Linked DNA regions of Homo sapiens: region 2 is linked to region 1. A link is an interaction called in ENCODE POLR2A ChIA-PET data of the cell type or tissue named here. Cell type or tissue: OCI-LY7. All regions are shown on one strand. Each heading gives the region's core, and the rest is flanking DNA. Links, peaks and the distances in the headings are about the cores only.

Region 1 (12,959 bases), core at 5,057-9,056:
AATACAAAAAATGTTGACAGTAGTAAACTGCACATCATCTGATACACAGTTAAGAATGGAGTACATTTTAGCATCCTTTTTTTTAGTTCTGTAATAAGGAGATTGTAAATACATTTAAAAAAAAATGTTTCCCTAGAGTTTGGTGGGTGATATTGCCACTTAGGAGGATAGCTATCAGCTGCACTGGTGACAAAGTACCTCCTGATGCAGACCCAGAGCTACATAAGCAAACATGAGGGGCTTGGAAGCAACCCAGACATCAAGCAGGAGCAGTTTCCAGGGCTGTGAAGATGTTTGCTCTCCTCTACTTAGAAAGAGGCTCTTTTAGGAGAAAGGGACATATTTAGGAGAAAGAGCTCTGCCTGTTCTTGCAGACCCAGGGAAAGAGGAGCTTGGATCAGGAAGCCAGAGAGCATTTACTCTGCCTTAGTGAGTTCCTAAGGTCCTAGAAACTCTCTATGGGTGGGTCTCTGCTGCGGTGAGGGACTCTGAACTGTGACCTGCCCCTCAGATCCCAGGAAGAAGAGAAGCAAAAGCTTAGAAAGCAAGGCTGTAGGATAAGTGTTAGCCACTGATTTCAGAGCTATGTATTTTCCAGCAAATTGTCTAAGAACTATGCTTTATCTATCCAATATAGACAATGTACTCTATAATAAAATTCCTTAGGAATTAATTTTAATAGCTTTCATTTATAATTAAAATCTAGATGGCATTTATATATTGACAAATGAATACAATTTAACCTTAAGTATAAGAAGAAAATGCCAGCCTTAAAAATACATTTTAACTACTTAACTATTTTTATACGAATGCACTTGAGATTAATCTAATATAGTCCATATATCTTGCAGTCAGTTCAATGTAACAAGATTATTAAAACTGGTTTAGAAATAGGAGGGTGTTTATGAGATTATCTGTCACCCTTGTATTGTGAAGCCTGAGCGCTTGATTACTCTGCATGTTTGCTCTTGTGTAATGACAAGCACGTCCCGTGGAGCCAATTACTGCCTCCACTTTACTTAAGTGATCCTCCATCCCATCAAGAAGATATTCAACCTGATTCTTAGAAAAGTGTGAGTATTTGAAGTAGTTCCAGTGAAGGTGGTAAATTTCCTAACTTGAAAGCACTTTCTTATGATTGCAATGACAATGGTTAAAGAAATAAAACTTCAGAAAAGATTCCACATGAAAGCAACTTAGAATATGAGTAATTATACCTTAACTACAATCCTCAGTGATCAAAAGATAAGCAAGGTTTCCCAAGCATCTTTCTGTGGAGCATGCACTCTAATGAGAAAGAGAAGCCATGCATACTCTGATAAAAAGGCAAGAAAATTATATTTATGAATTACCAGCTATGTTTCAGGCTATAAAGTTGAGAATTCCCAACCTGAAAATCTGAAATCCGAAATGCTCCCAAATCTAATTTTTTGAACACCTACATGACACCACAAGTAGAAAATTTTGACTGTATTTTGACAAGCCACAGTCAAAATACAGTCAAAATTTTGTTTTGTGCACAAAATTATTAAAAATATTGTATAAAATTACATTCATGCTTTGTATAGAAGGTGTATATAAATAACAAATGAATTTCATGTTTAGATTTGGGTCCCAACTACAAGATGTTTCATTATATATATGCAAACATTCCAAATCCAAAAATAATTGAAATCTGAAACACTTCCGGTCACAAGCATTTCAGATAAGGGATACCTAAACTGTAGTAGTACAGTGTATAATTTAATCTTGCTACAGTCTTATAGGGTGGTTATTAAAAATCTGAGTTTCTAGGTGAGGAAGTTGACATCAGGGAGGTCAGAAATTGCAAAACTGGGACTTGAGACCAGGTCCATCTAACTTCAAAACCTGTTATCTGAAAGGATTCTAAAAATGCAAACCTGAGAGTGCATGATGATGTAGAATATATTATCACATCACATATCCAGCTTTGCTGAAGAACAGGGTGTTCTGCACAATATGAGGCATTGAATATAATTGAATCCTACACCAATACTGATTTGTTTGGCATTTGAGTCTGATTTCAAGTGGGAAAACAGAAGTGTTGTTTGTAAAACTTATGAATTAATAAGTTCTGAGAATCAAAAGGACTGACCTCAAACAAATTCAGGAAATTATATTTACTCTTATTTCTGTCTTAGTCCTGGACAGTTGACGTTGCTAGATAAGTTTCAAACTACTACACAATTGCTGAGAAAATTGGGGTGGTAGGAAAAAGAGGAAACTGATTTCTATTAGTAAAACTAGTTGATGACCCATAGAGACTGCTCAAACTTTGAGTGGGTTCATATTTATAGGAATAAAGATGAGAGACCTCCAAATCTTTTCCTGATCCAATAAATATTTTGTTTATAAAATATCTGACATTAGAAATGTGTAGGGGTGGGGACAACAAAAAAAATGCTGAGACAAAATAGGCAAGAGAATCCAAATGTAATGTTGACCTTTGATCCTTCATCTCCATTGCTTAAGATTTTATTCTCCCAATTGTCTTAAGAGGTCTTAAGCAACAAACATAAGTGTTCAAAAAACTACAGAGCTCTGTTAGAGCTAGGCATAGCACTTGACTTAGTATCCTCCCAAAGCAAAATTTTGCAGATAGACAACACATACTACATAAAACGGTGTTTCCTCTTGCTCATTTTAAATTTACCTCCCATTAATTTCATTGCCTGTCCCTTCCCAATTGTCAAGCAAAAGCAGTATGATCAGATTTCATCAAAATAACTTAGACCACTTAAATCAATGTGTATTAGACTTTTCTTCTTTCTGTGCCAGGGTACTCTGGAATTTTATGCTCTCTTTTAGTAACTGCTCTTCTCTGGTACCAATTGACTGGTGCATTTATCATGACCTGTATTCCAACTGACACACCACAACAATTCCTGGGAATACAGTGAATTTAACATTAAGATTGTAAGATCAGCTGACATTCTAAGATTCTTACAGACAGGGCTTACGTGTATTTATTTTGGTATGACCACAGCAGCAAACACAATGTCTGCATCACAATAGGACAAGGTGAGAGCTAAAATTTAATATGTATCTGCATATGTTAGACTTTTATGTATATGCCATCGTGCATCTCTACACTCATCCTCTATTAGTATTCTCATTTCTGTCAATGGGGAAACTGAGTAAGTCACCTAAGATCAAGCAGCTGGTAAATAACAGAGCCAAGATTTGAATTCATGTCTGTCTGACTTTTTTTTTTTTTACCATGTGATTTACCAACCACACTCAGTACCCAAAATATTACTTGTGGAATGCCATTTTCACAGGGTTGTTTATCACACCTCTAATTAAACCTACCCTTGAGAGGGAAAAAACTGCAACTCAGCAAAACTGTAATTCACAACTAGCCTAATGGCCAAGTGGAATGGTACATGCCATGGTCAATCACTTAGCACGTAAGTAGTGTGTGATGAAGAGGTAAAAATTGAGGCACACACAGAGCCAGCCTCTGTTAATAACAATGATTCTTTGGGGACTGAGTCTCCACTTTCATTTTAACTACCACTGTAGAAAAATGATAAATAAAGTCAGTAGGTAGGATGGCAATATGATAGGTAGAAAGAGAAGAAAAAATAATTTGTGTATTTGTTTACCACTAAAATGCCCTTAAGAGGCAGCTTTGTCCAAGTGGCACTTTTAACATTTATTTTTACTTTTAATAATCATGTGTATTATATTTTTATGGCTCAATGGCACTATATGTTTGAAGAATTTTAGAACATTAATATCCAATGTTACCTAAGTCTAGCTGTGGACTTCATGCATGAAACACCATTCCAGCACAGAAGCACTCCTAGCTTGAATATCCTCAGTATTGAGGAACTTACTATCACACGGGGCAGCCACTCTATCTTTGAATAAAGATAGAATGAGTAAAGTTGATAAGAAAAGAAATTCTTACCTTCACATCAATCAAAGATCTGTATTCTTACAATATCCCTGAAATTATTCTGTAAGCAGGCCTGAAAGAATTACGTGGCAACATATGTTGCTAGGCTGGTTCGTTGGGTTTTGGCAAAGTCCTCAGTGTTTGTCAGCATTTCTATGTGAGAGAACTGGCTACATAGTCTATCTTGGAGCTAATATCATACTTGGGTCACTAAACATATGTATGAAATTTTGAGAATTGTTTCTTAATTTTTCAGTTTTAAAATCTAATGCAAACCTGTATTTCAGAAAAAAAGTATTGCTTGACCTTTTTAAAAATTATCACTTAATTAACATGGGGCCCAGCCGAGTTAGAATAACTTCTCACTTGTTCCAACATAAGAGAAACAAGCAAGGTACTCCTACCAGGGTGTCACTTAGACCTGCATATTCTTTTTAGTGATTGCAATGTTACTTCTTAGCCACCCAGGCCAATCCACCATAAAACAATCATTCTCCAACTTTCCTGGTCTTAAGAGTCACTTGGATTGCTTGTTTAAAAGGCATATTTGTTGAGCTCTGCCTCCAGAAATACTGATTTAGTAGCATGGAGCCGAGGAATCTTCATTTTTCACCAGCGCTGGAAGTGATTCTGATGCAAGTGATTTGTAGACCACATTTTGAGAAAAATTCCCTAATGTTAGCAGTTGTAATGATGCAGGTAGTTCATTCAGTTTTGCTTCAGTACAAAACTGCAAGGATAATACTATTGGGTTTTCTAGATATAGGATCATGCCATCTGCAAACAGGGATAGTTTGACTTCCTCTCTTCCTATTTGGATGCTGTTTTTCACACTGCTGTAAAGATACTACCTGAGACTGGGTTATTTATAAAGAAAAGAGGTTTAACTGACTCGCAGTTTCGCATGGCTGAGGAGGCCTCAGGAAACTTACAATCATGGTGGAAGGCAAAGGGGAAGCAAGGCACATCTTACATGGCAGCAGGAGAGAGACACAGTAAAGGGGGAATTGCCACACTCTAAGACCATCAGGTCTCGTGAGAACTCACCCACTATCATGAAAACAGCATGCTGGGAACCAACCCCATGATCCAATCACCTCCCACTAGGTCCCTCCCTTGACATATCAGGATTACAATTCAAGATGAGATTTGGGTGGGAACACAGCCAAACCATAGCAGATGCCCTTTCTTTCTTTCTCTTGCCTGACTGCACTGGCCAGAACTTCTGATACTATGTTGAATAGGAATAAGGAGGGCATGCTTGTCTTGTGCTGATTTTCAAGGAGAATGCTTCCAGCTTTGACCATTAAAAAGAATGAGATTATATCCTTTGCAGGGACATGGATGGAGCTGGAGACCATTATCCTTAGCAAACTAACACAGGAACAGAAAACCAAATTCTGCATGTTCTCACTTATAAGTGGGAGCTAAATGACGAGAACACATGGACACACAGAGGGGAACAACACACGCTGATATCTTTTGGAGGATGGAGGGTGGGAGGAGGGAGAGAGTCAGGAAAAATAATGGGTACTAGGCTTAATACCTGGGTGATGAAATAATCTGGACAACAAACCTCCATGATACAAGTTTACCTATGCAGCAAACATACTTGTATCCCTGAACATAAAATAAAAGTTAAAAAAGAAGAAAATTGCAAGGATGGTAAGATTTGGGGCTCTTTCATAACTTTTCAAATATGTCAACTGAGAATATCAAAATGAATCACCAGCCTTTTTTGTTTGGGGTGTGTTCCTGTGTGTTTGTCACAAAATTCACATACTTTTCAACTGTGCCTGCCTTACACTAAAATAGTCATTATACCCAGCTGTATAGGCCCAGCTATATACATATATATGTATATATATGTGTGTGTATGTGTTTGTGTGTGTCTGGGGGCTCCACACACATTTGGTGTCAATACTGAAGTAATGCAAATATCTCTGTATTGGCTACAAAACTCAAACAAGAAAAATGAATAGATTTGGATCTGATATGGCCTTCCACTTTGGCTCTGAACTTTAGTTGTAAGGAAGAAAATAATACTTAGTAAGAGTAATATATAAAATAGTGATTGTAAAACCAACTATTTGTGAAATAGTCTGCCAAGTATTATGGGATACATAAAGATGATTAACACACAGTTCTTGCAAAATTGGAGCCCACAACTTAGCAGAAGTTGTTAATCACTTTGGTCAGGTGAATGTTTCACTGAATAAGAAATATTAGTGTATTAAGTCATCAGATTCTTTAATGCTTTGAAGTGCTTCATACTGAGCTCTACATAAAATAGAAACTTCGTGTGTGTGCATGTGTGTCTATATATATACATATTTGAAGACAGGGTCTCACTATCTTGCCAAGGCTGGTCTCAAACACCTAGGCTCTAGCAATCCTTTGGCCTCAGCCTCCCGAGTACCTGGGACTACAGGCACATGCCTAGCACATAGAAAAACTTCACTGGTGTCCAAGGTGGCTGAATAGGAAGAGCTCTGGTCTGCAGTTCCCAGTGAGATCGATGCAGAAGATGGGTGATTTCTGCATTTCCAACTGAGGTACCTGGTTCATCTCATTGAGACTGGTTGGACAGTGGGTGCAGCCCACAGAGGGCGAGCTGAAGCAGGGCGGGGTGTTGCCTCACCCAGGAAGTGCAAGGGGTTGGGGGATTTCCCCTTCCTAGCCAAGGGAAACTGTGACAGACTGTACCTGGAGAAATGGTACACTCCTGATCAAATACTGCACTTTTCCCACAGTCTTAGCAACTGGCAGACCAGGAGATACCTTCCCTTGCCTGGCTTGGTGGGTCCCACACCCACGGATCCTTGCTCACTGCTAGTGCAGCAGTCTGAGATCAACATGCAATGCTGCAGCTTGACGGGGGGAGGGGCATCCGTCACTGTTGAGGCTTGAGTAGCTCACAGTGTGAACAAAGCAGCCGGGAAGCTCCAAATGGGTGGAGCCCACTGCAGCTTAGCAAGGCCTACTGCCTCTCTAGATTCCACCTCTGGGGGAAGGGCATAGCAGAACAAAAGGCAGCAGACAGTTTCTGCAGATTTAAATGTCCCTGTCTGACAGCTCGGAAGAAAGCAGTGGTTCTCTCAGCACAGCGTTTGAGCTCCAAGAACAGACAGACTGCCTCCTCAAGCAGGTCCCTGACCCCTGTGTAGCCTGACTGGGAGACATCTCCCAGTAGGGGCCAACAGACACCTCAAAGAGGTGGGTGCTCCTCTGGGACAAAGCTTCCAGAGGAAGGATCAGGCAGCAATATTTGCTGTTCTGCAGCCTCTACTAGTGATACCCAGGCAAACAGGGTCTGGAGTGGGCCTCCAGCAAACTCCAGCAGACCTGCAGCTGAGGGGCTTGACTGTTAGAAGGAAAACTAATAAACAGAAAGGAATAGCATCTACAGCAACGAAAAGGACATCCACACCAAAACCCCATCTGTATAGGTCACCAACATCAAAGACCAAAGGTAGATAAAACCAAAAAAATGGGAGAAACCACTGCAGAAAAGCTGAAAATTCCAAAAACCAGAATGCCTCTTCTCCTCCAAAGGATTGCAGCTCCTCGCCAGCAAGTGAACAAAACTAGACAGAGAATGAGTTTGATGAGTTGACAGAAGTAGCCTTCAGAAGGTTGGAATAACAAACTCCTCTGAGCTAAAGGATCATATTCTAACCCATCTCAAGGAAGCTAAAAACCCTGAAAAAAGGTTAGACAAATGGCTAACTAGAATAAACGGTGTAAAGAAGACTTTAAATGACCTGATGGAACTGAAAACCAAAGCACAAGAACCTCATGATGCATGCACAAGCATCAATAGCTGATTTGATCAAGTGGAAGAAAGGATAACAGTGATGGAAGATCAAATAAATGAAATAAAGCAAGAAGACAAGATTAGAGAAAAAAGAGTGAAAAGAAATGAACAAAGCCTCCAAGAAATATGGGACTATGTGAAAAGACCAAATATACATTTGATTGGTGTACCAGAAAGTGACAGGGAGAATGAACCAAGTTAGAAAACACTCTTCAGGATATTATCTAGGAGAACTTCCCGAATCTAGCAAGGCAGGCCAACATTCAAATTCAGGAAATACAGAGAACACCACAAAGATACTCCTCAAGAAGAGCAACCCCAAGACACATAATCATCAGATTCAACAAGGTTGAAATGAAGGAAAAAATGTTAAGGGCAGCCAGAGAGAAAGGTTGGGTTACCCACAAAGGGAAGCCCATTAGACTAACAGTGGATCTCTTGGCAGAAACATTACAAGCAAGAAGAGAGTGGGGGCCGATATTCAACATTCTTAAAGAAAAGAATTTTCAACCCAGAATCTCATATCCAGCCAAATTATGCTTCATAAATGAAGGAGAAATAAAATCCTTTACAGACAAGCAAATGCTGAGAGATTTTGTCACCACCAGGCCTACCTTACAAGAGCTCCTGAAGAAAGCACTAAACATGGAAAGGAACAACCGGTACCAGCCACTGCAAAAACATGCCAAATTGTAAAGACCATCAACGCTATGAGGAAACTGTGGAATTAACAGGCAAAATAACCAGCTAACATAATGATAGGGTCAAATTCAAAGATAACAATATTAACCTTAAATGTAAATAGGCTAAATGTCCCTATTAAAAGACACAGACTGGAAAATTGGATAAAGAGCCAAGACCCATCAGTGTGCTGTATTCAGGAGACACATCTCACATGCAGAGACACACATAGGCTCAAAATAAAGGGATGGAGGAAGATCTACCAAGCAAATGGAAAACAAAAAAAAGCACGGATTGCAATCCTAGTCTCTGATAAAACAGATTTTAAACCAACAAGATCAAAAGAGACAAAGAAGGCCACTATATAATGGTAAACGGATCAATTCAACAAGAAGAGCTAACTATCCTAAATATATAGGCACCCAATACAGGAGTAACCAGAATCATAAAGCAAGTCCTTAGAGACCGACAAAGAGACATAGACTCCCATACAATAATAATGATAGACTTTAACACCCCACTGCCAATATTAGACAGATCAATAAGAGAGAAAGTTAACAAGGATATCCAGGACTTGAACTCAGCTCTGGACCAAGCGGACATAATAGACATCTACAGAACTGCATACCCCAAATCTTCTCAGCACCACATCCCACTTATTCTAAAATTGACCACATAGTTAGAAGTAAAACACTCCTCAGCAAATGTAAAAGAGCAGAAATCATAACAAACCGTCTCTAAAACCACAGTGCAATCAAATTAGAACTCAGGATTAAGAAATTCACTCAAAACTGCTCAACTACGTGGAAACTGAACAACCTGCTCCTGAGTGACTACTGGGTAAATAACAAAATGAAGGCAGAAATAAAGATGTTCTTTGAAACCAATGAGAACAAAGACACATTGTACCAGAATCTCTGGGATACATTTAAAGCAGCGTGTAGAGGGAAACTTATAGCACTAAATGCCCACAAGAGAAAGCAGGAAAGATCTAAAATTGACACGCTAACATCACAATTAAAAGAACTAGAGAAACAAGAGCAAACAAATTCAAAAGCTAGCAGAAGACAAGAAATAATTAAGATCAGAGCAGAATTGAAGGAGATAGAGACACAAAAAATCCTTCACAAAATCAATGAATCCAGGAGCTGGTTTTTTGAAAAGATCAACAAAATTGATATACCACTAGCAAGACTAATAAAGAAGAAAAGAGAGAAGAATCAAACAGATGCAATAAAAAATGATAAAGGGGATATCACCACCAATCCCACAGAAATACAAACTACCATCAGAGAATACTATAAACACCTCTACGCAAATGAAGTAGAAAATCTAGAAGAAATGGGTAAATTCCTGGACACATACACCTTCCCAAGACTAAACCAGGAAGAAGTTGAATCTCTGAATAGACCAATAACAGGTTCTGAAATTGAGGCAATAATAAATAGCCTACCAACTAAAAAAAGTCCAGGACAAGACAAATTCACAGCCGAGTTCTACCAGAGGTACAAAGAGGAACTGGTACCATTCCTTCTGAAACTTTTCCAATCAATAGAAAAAGAGGGAATCCTCCCTAACTCATTTTATGAGGCCAGCATCATCTTGATACCAAAGCCTGGCAGAGACACAACAACAAAAGAGAATTTTATGCCAATATCCCTGATGAACATTGATGTGAAAATCCTCAGTAAAATACTAGCAAACTGAATCCAGCAGCACATCAAGAAGCTTATCCACCACGATCAGATTGGCTTCATCCCTGGGAGGCCAGGTTGGTTCAACATACACAAATCAATAAATGTAATCCATCACATAAACAGAACCAACAACAAAAAGGACATGATTATCTCAGTAGATGCAGAAAAGGCCTTTGACAAAATTCAACAGCCCTTCATGCTAAAAACTCTCAATAAACTAGGTATTGATGGAATGTATCTCAAAATAATAAGAGCTATTTATGACAAACCCACAGCCAATATCATACTGAACGGGCAAAAACTGGAAGCATTCCCTTTGAAAACCGGCGAAAGACAGGGATGCCCTCTCTCACCACTCCTATTCAAAATAGTGTTGGAAGTTCTGGCCAGAGCAATCAGGCAAGAGAATGACATAAATCAATTAGAAAAAGAGGAAGTCAAATTGTCTCTGTTTGCAGATGATATGATTGTATATTTAGAAAACCCAATCATTTTAGCCCAAAATCTCCTTAAGCTGATAAGCAACTTCAGCAAAATCTCAGGATACAAAATCAATCTGCAAAAATCACAAGCATTCCTATACACCAATAATAGACAAACAGAAAGTCAAAACATGAGTGAACTCCCATTCACAATTACTACAAAGAGAATAAAATACCTAGGAATCCAATTTACAAGGGATGTGAAGGACCTCTTTAACCAGAACTACAAACCACTGCTCAATGAAATAAAAGAGGACACAAACAAATGGAAGAACATTCCATGCTCATGGATAAGAAGAATCAATATCGTGAAAATGGCCACACCACCCAAGGTAATTTATAGATTCAATGCTATCCCCATCAAGTTGCCACTGACTTTCTTCACAGAATTGGAAAAACTACTTTACAATTCATATGGAACCAAAAAAGAGCCTGTGGAGCCAAGACAATCCTAAGCAAAAAGAACAAACCAGGAGGCATCATGCTATCTGACTTCAAATTATTCTACAAGGCTACAGTAAACAAAACAGCATGATTCTGGTACCAAAACAGATATATAGACCAATGGAACAGAACAGAGGCCTCAGATATAACAACACACATCTACAACCATCTGATCTTCAACAAACCTGACAAAAACAAGCAATGGGGAAAGGATTCCCTATTTAATAAATGGTGCTGGGAAAACTGGCTAGCCATATGTAGAAAGCTGAAACTGGATCCCTTCCTCACACCATATACAAAAATTAACTCAAGATGGCTTAATGACTTTAATGTAAGACCTAACACCATAAAAATCCTAGAAGAAAACCTAGGCAATACCATTCAGGACATAGGCATGGGCAAAGACTTCATGACTAAAACACCAAAAGCAATGGCAACAAAAGCCAGAATAGACAAATGGGATCTAATTAAACTAAAGAGATTCCACACAGCAAAAGAAAAGGCAACCTACAGAATGCGAGAAAATTTTTGCAATCTACCCATCTGACAAAGGGTTAATATCCAAAATCTACAAAGAACTTAAACAAATTTACAAGAGAAAAACAAATAATCCCATCAAAAAGTGGGCAAAGGTTATGAACAGACACTTCTCAAAAGAAGACATCTATCTAGCCAACAGACACATGAAAAAATGCTCATCCTCACTGGTCATCAGAGAAATGCAAATCAAAACCACAGTGAGATACCATCTCAAGCCAGTTAGAATGGCGATCATTAAAAAGTCAGGAAACAACAGATGCTGGAGAGGACGTGGAGAAATAGGAATGCTTTTACACTGTTTGTGGGAGCATAAATTAGTTCAACCATTGTGGAAGACAGTGTGGCGATTCCTCAAGGATCTAGAACTAGAAATACCATTTGACCCAGCCATCCCATTACTGGGTATATACCTAAAGGATCATAAATCATGTTACTATGAAGACACATGCACACGTATGTTTATTGTGGCACTATTCACAATAGCAAAGACTTGGAACCAACCCAAATGTCCACCAGTGATAGACTGGATTAAGAAAATGTGGCACATATACACCATGGAATACTATGCAGCCATTAAAAGGATGAGCTCATGTCCTTTGCAGGGACATGGATGAAGCAGGAAACCATCATTCTCAGCAAACTGTCACAAGGACAGAAAACCAAACACCACATGTTCTCACTCATAAGTGAACAATGAGAACACATGGACACAGGGTGGGGAACATCACATGCAAGGGCCTCTTGCGGGGTGGGGAGCTGGGGGAGGGATAGCATTAGGAGAAATACCTAATGTAAATGACGAGTTGATGGGTGCAGCAAACCAACATGGCACATGTATACCTATGTAACAAACCTGCACATTGTGCACATGTACCCTAGCACTTAAAGTATAATAATAAAAAAAAGACTTACAACCAACAGAGAGTTTGAAATATATTTAAATTAAAAGTATTATTAAAAAATTCTAAAAAAAAAAAAGAAAAACTTCACTGGCATAGTAAAATAGCACATGGGAAAAAATCCTCTCAATTTGCTAAGTCAATATTCTTATAACTGATGTTGCTTATATGTCATTGTTGTTAGATCTGAGAGTGGAAGGAAATAATTTGTAGTTATTGTTATAATGAAAAAAATGCAATTATCTAAAGATTCCTATCATTTTCTCACTACTCCTTAAGCACATTTATTCATTATAATGTAGAGGAAGGTTGCCTTACTTGTGGTCTCACCATTCATCTCTTTAAGTTCGTTGTTGATTCCAACATCTATGGAACTCATTATTTTGTCAATCTGTAAGAAACAAAAACCATTTAAATGGATTGTTACATTCACTTTTAACATTGTATTTTAAAATAAGTTTCAAATGAAGGGAG
Region 2 (4,000 bases), core at 1-4,000, 980 kb before region 1:
GCAAACACATTGTTTCACCATCATATATACATACACACCAAGAAAACTTAGTTCCTGTTAGTGAAGTCTATCTCTGTGTGTTTGCGAAAACTCAATTTGCAGCTGGGGAAAGTGGTATTTATTTGAAGGAGCTTATTGCTGAAAGTGAATCATAAATCTGCTGGCTGTTGAGACTTCAAGGCAGAAGAACAGAGGCAATTATTAGTCTGAATGTTCCACTGACGATATGAAATCTTTGTCTTTCAAAGCATTTGTTTAAGTAAGAAAAAGTTTGCCCAGGCTGCAGAACATTCTATTGTGGGAAGAGAAACTTCTGAAACCTCCAAAGCTTATTTATATATTTGCTAGGCTTCTCTCTGCCAACTTTCTCCTCTCCCAGAGCGTCCGTTAATGCTAAGAAAAGCCTCCGAAAAGCACACATTATAAGCAGAGAAAAATCTTAATGAATGTAATATATTTGGCAAATCTGTTTTATCTACTGAGGAGATTTCCTTCCTCTCTTCATCACTCATCTCTTTTGTTTCTTCTTTTTTTAATGTTGTTCCCCTTGATTTGTCCTTCTTCCTATGGAATTCATTTTTCTCTCGTCCCAAAGATAAAAAATAGAATCCCAAACAATATCGTGACTTTCATTCTCTTGCCATTATGTTCTGTCTCTTCCTACCTAATTTTCTTCCTTAGAAGAGGGAGCCTTAAGAGCACAGTGTTAACTTCCCCTCTCTAGCCTAACCAGAGGAGACATATCCAGTGCAAAAGCCAGCTCCCAACTATGCACAGTTAAGCTGTACACTTTATAGGTGGTCCTTGGCCAAGGAACATGGCAAGCTCGCCTCCCCTGTCACTCAGCATGCTCCTCCCCTCAGCTGGTGTGTACTCAATAAGTACTAAGCCATCTTAGGGCCGGGCGCAGTGGCTTATGCCTGTAATCCCAGCACTCTGGGAGGCCGAGGTGGGTAGATCACTTCAGGCCAGGAGTTCAAGACCAGACTGGCCAACATGGAGAAACCCCATCTCTACTAAAAATACAAAAATGAGCCCGGTGTGGTGGCACATGCTTGTAATCCCAGCTACTCAGGATGCTGAGACATGAGAATTGCTTGAACCTGGGAGGTGGAGGTTGCATTGAGCCGAGATCACACCACTGCACTCCAGCCTGGGTGACAGAGTGAGAATCCATCTCAAAAAAAAAAAAAAAGTTACTAAGCCATCTTTATATAGACCTGAACACCCCAACATCAACTGTCAGCCATAGAAAGCAAACATTTACTCATATAAAGCATTCCAAATCCAAATTCAAAAGATTTGGAGTTATCTGGACAATTTCCCCCTGACACTAGTAAGCTTAAGTGACAGCAGAATGTGTTTGTATATCTTTGTACACAATTTGATTCACCTTTCTATTGCAGCTGTGCAACCTAAAAATACAGCTGTGACCTGAGATTCTCTTAACACCTTGCTAATCAGAGCATAGTACCCAGGCCAGCAGCAGCAACATCACCTGGGGAGCCCTAGCCTCAGGCTTACTGAATCAGAAATTTTATTTTAACAAGATCTCCAGGTGGCTTGCTTGCACATCAGGGTCTGAGCAGCTCAGTTAACACTAAGCATAAAAGTGGCACCTGGAGGTTGGGTTTGAGAAGTGAGGGGCTGCACCTACTAAGCCTGCTGCTTCTGCTTTGTCAACCCTCTGCAGGGTGGTTGGTACCTCTCACGTGTCGCCATGCTCCCCATCCCCTTCCCTGACTCTAGTTGTTGTCACCTCTCCATCTGTTGGCTACACCAGACTACTAGGGTCTTGGTCTTGGTAACTGCAGGTGACACTAGTGTATGGGCCAGCCATGCTCTTTCCTCCCTGCTGGGTCTGCCTGTACCTGTGTGAGCTGTTATCACAGAGACTGATAACTTGACATTTACAGTTTCTTTCCCAGAGAGGAACACAAGACATTTCATGAAAGCTGCACATAATCCTCCTCAATCCCCTGTAGAATGGGGAGGGAAAGTGCATTTTAAAATAATCCCATTTTGGTTATCCCACCTCAATGCTATTCTCTCCCCTTCTAGAATAAAAGAAAATAAAAAACTAAAGAGGCATTGCCCCTGAAGAATGTGTGTGTGTGTGTGTGTGTGTGTGTGTGTGTGTGTGTGTGTGTGTGTGTGTGTGTATGCGTGCAATAATTCTGAGTTTCAGGAAAGGCTTCTAGGTTGAAGCAACTTCTGAAACAACTCCAGATTCTTCACAGGATTTCTTCTGAATCTCGGATGATAGGCACTTATTTGGGCACTCCTTTTCCCCACACCTCAAGCCCTGACTACCCCCCGGAGCCCATATTCCCACGGGCACAAAGGCTGGAGACCGTGTGTAACAAACAGGTCCCTTGAGCTTTGCTTCAGCTTCACCCTAAAACACAAACCCAAGCCACATCTTTAGCTTTTCTGCCAACAATCTCCCCACTCAGGTGTTCTAAGTGCTTCTCCAAAGGCATTCCCATGCATTTTAGTTTTTTTTTTCTCTCATCATCCCAAGCAGCCTCCCTTATTAGGTGATTAACTTGGAATTACAACCTCTTTATTTCTTTTCTTTTAGGCACATGAGGACATTGCAGGGCAGGGACAGGCTGGTTCAAAGAGTGAACTTCTCCCAGACAGCAAGGGGTCCAATCAGTTCGCTGTGGTTTTCCCCCTGAGTAACCTAACAGTCCCTGGAGGCCACAGCTCCTCTTCTGGACACCCAGCATCTTGGCCAGCCCAGAGAGGAAAGCAAGGTCTGGAAGCCTCCCAAGGGGTCACATCTCCTGTTGGGTCATTAAGCATCCACACCTCCTCCTAGCGACACCTATAAGTGATGTCAGAGTGTGTACTTCCATACAGTCCTAAGATTTTTTTTAATGCCTTCAAAAACAAAAATAAAGAGATACACTCTTCTCCTACCTCAACATGGCTACAAACACAGTTCCACGTTAGCCTCCTAGAAGGGCAGGAATAAGGGAGGTGAAAATGGAAAAGGTAAGGAGTAGGACTAGACAACTCAATGTCTCACAGAGGTACTCACCATTTGTAGTTCATTGAATGAAGCATCTGGGTCTCCAAAATCCTCTGGCATAGCCTCTTTAAGAACACAACAGTGACTTCCTGAACTCCCCACTGAGCCACCTAACATTCGCAGAGCTCTTCCTGCCTCTTTCTGAAGCCCCCGTCTTACCACCAGATGATAGGAGGGCCTTCTCTCCCTGCCGCCAAAACGAAAGTTGCCTCTCTGAAATAAAACCTTTCACCTGAGATTCCATTTAATTTAAATCCCGGTAATTCAGCTGATACAGAGATGTGTTACCAACAAGAAGGAATGTCTTTGTTTGACTGAGCCCCAGCAGGGAGGCATAACTTCGACTCTGGCCATGTGGGCGATTTTTCTGTGAGCTTCGGGGGCTTGAAGAAAGAAATTCCAATTTGAATATCTTAAAATTCTTGGAAGGATCTGGCTAGCAATAGGGAGTGCCTTGCTTCCCACAGATTAACTCAAATGGACAATAAGATCAGTCTAAATGGTTCCTATGCATATTTCTGGAATAGTTCAAAATGGAATGTCCTTTTCCACAATGCATGTTTTAACACATTCTTTAAATCTACTAAAGAGCAGAACAAATCCTAAGAATGTACTTCATTTTAGTCTTAATTCATTCCATAGTTAGAAGCTATAAGATTGGATGGCACACAATCTTACGATTATTATTTCAGTTACGTGCAAGAAATATTTGCTGTTTCCACTAAGTGCTTGGAGGCAGCATGTAGGACACCAAAGTGTGAAACTCAATCTGCTACACATGGTTGTAACCCACGTAAAGCCAGGCTGGCGTTTTCTCACCTAGAAGTCAGCCTCAAAGAAATACAGTCAAAAATAGCCAATAAGCAAATTATATCTTTATTGAAATCTATTGAAATTTACCCAAAGAGATCCCACTCATAACACACAGCAAAACTTATTGAAACCATTCCTCCTGCCACT

What was found. Peaks named below come from ENCODE experiments on the same cell type or tissue, not always from the same donor. Only the 100,000 strongest peaks of a DNase experiment are listed, where the experiment ranks them.
Region 2: POLR2A ChIA-PET joins it to region 1 with 7 read pairs; 1 of 35 experiments calls an interaction of 5 or more read pairs at or near these places.

The regions. Positions count from the first base shown.
Region 1 is chr12:99,231,539-99,244,497 of GRCh38, forward strand. ANKS1B (ankyrin repeat and sterile alpha motif domain containing 1B) reads right to left here. Exons shown (of 27, transcript NM_001352186.2): 14 at 12,804-12,876. Among named protein-coding and RNA genes, the nearest start is that of GARIN6, 410 kb to the right of the region's middle. In OCI-LY7, for the core only: no CTCF peak of the experiment used is centred there; a DNase peak (open chromatin) is centred at 6,843; H3K4me3 peaks cover 338 bases.
Region 2 is chr12:98,259,677-98,263,676 of GRCh38, forward strand. No RefSeq gene overlaps it. Among named protein-coding and RNA genes, the nearest start is that of TRD-GTC1-1, 240 kb to the right of the region's middle. In OCI-LY7, for the core only: a CTCF peak has its summit at 1,475; DNase peaks (open chromatin) are centred at 155, 805 and 1,565; H3K4me3 peaks cover 3,104 bases; H3K27ac peaks cover 3,903 bases.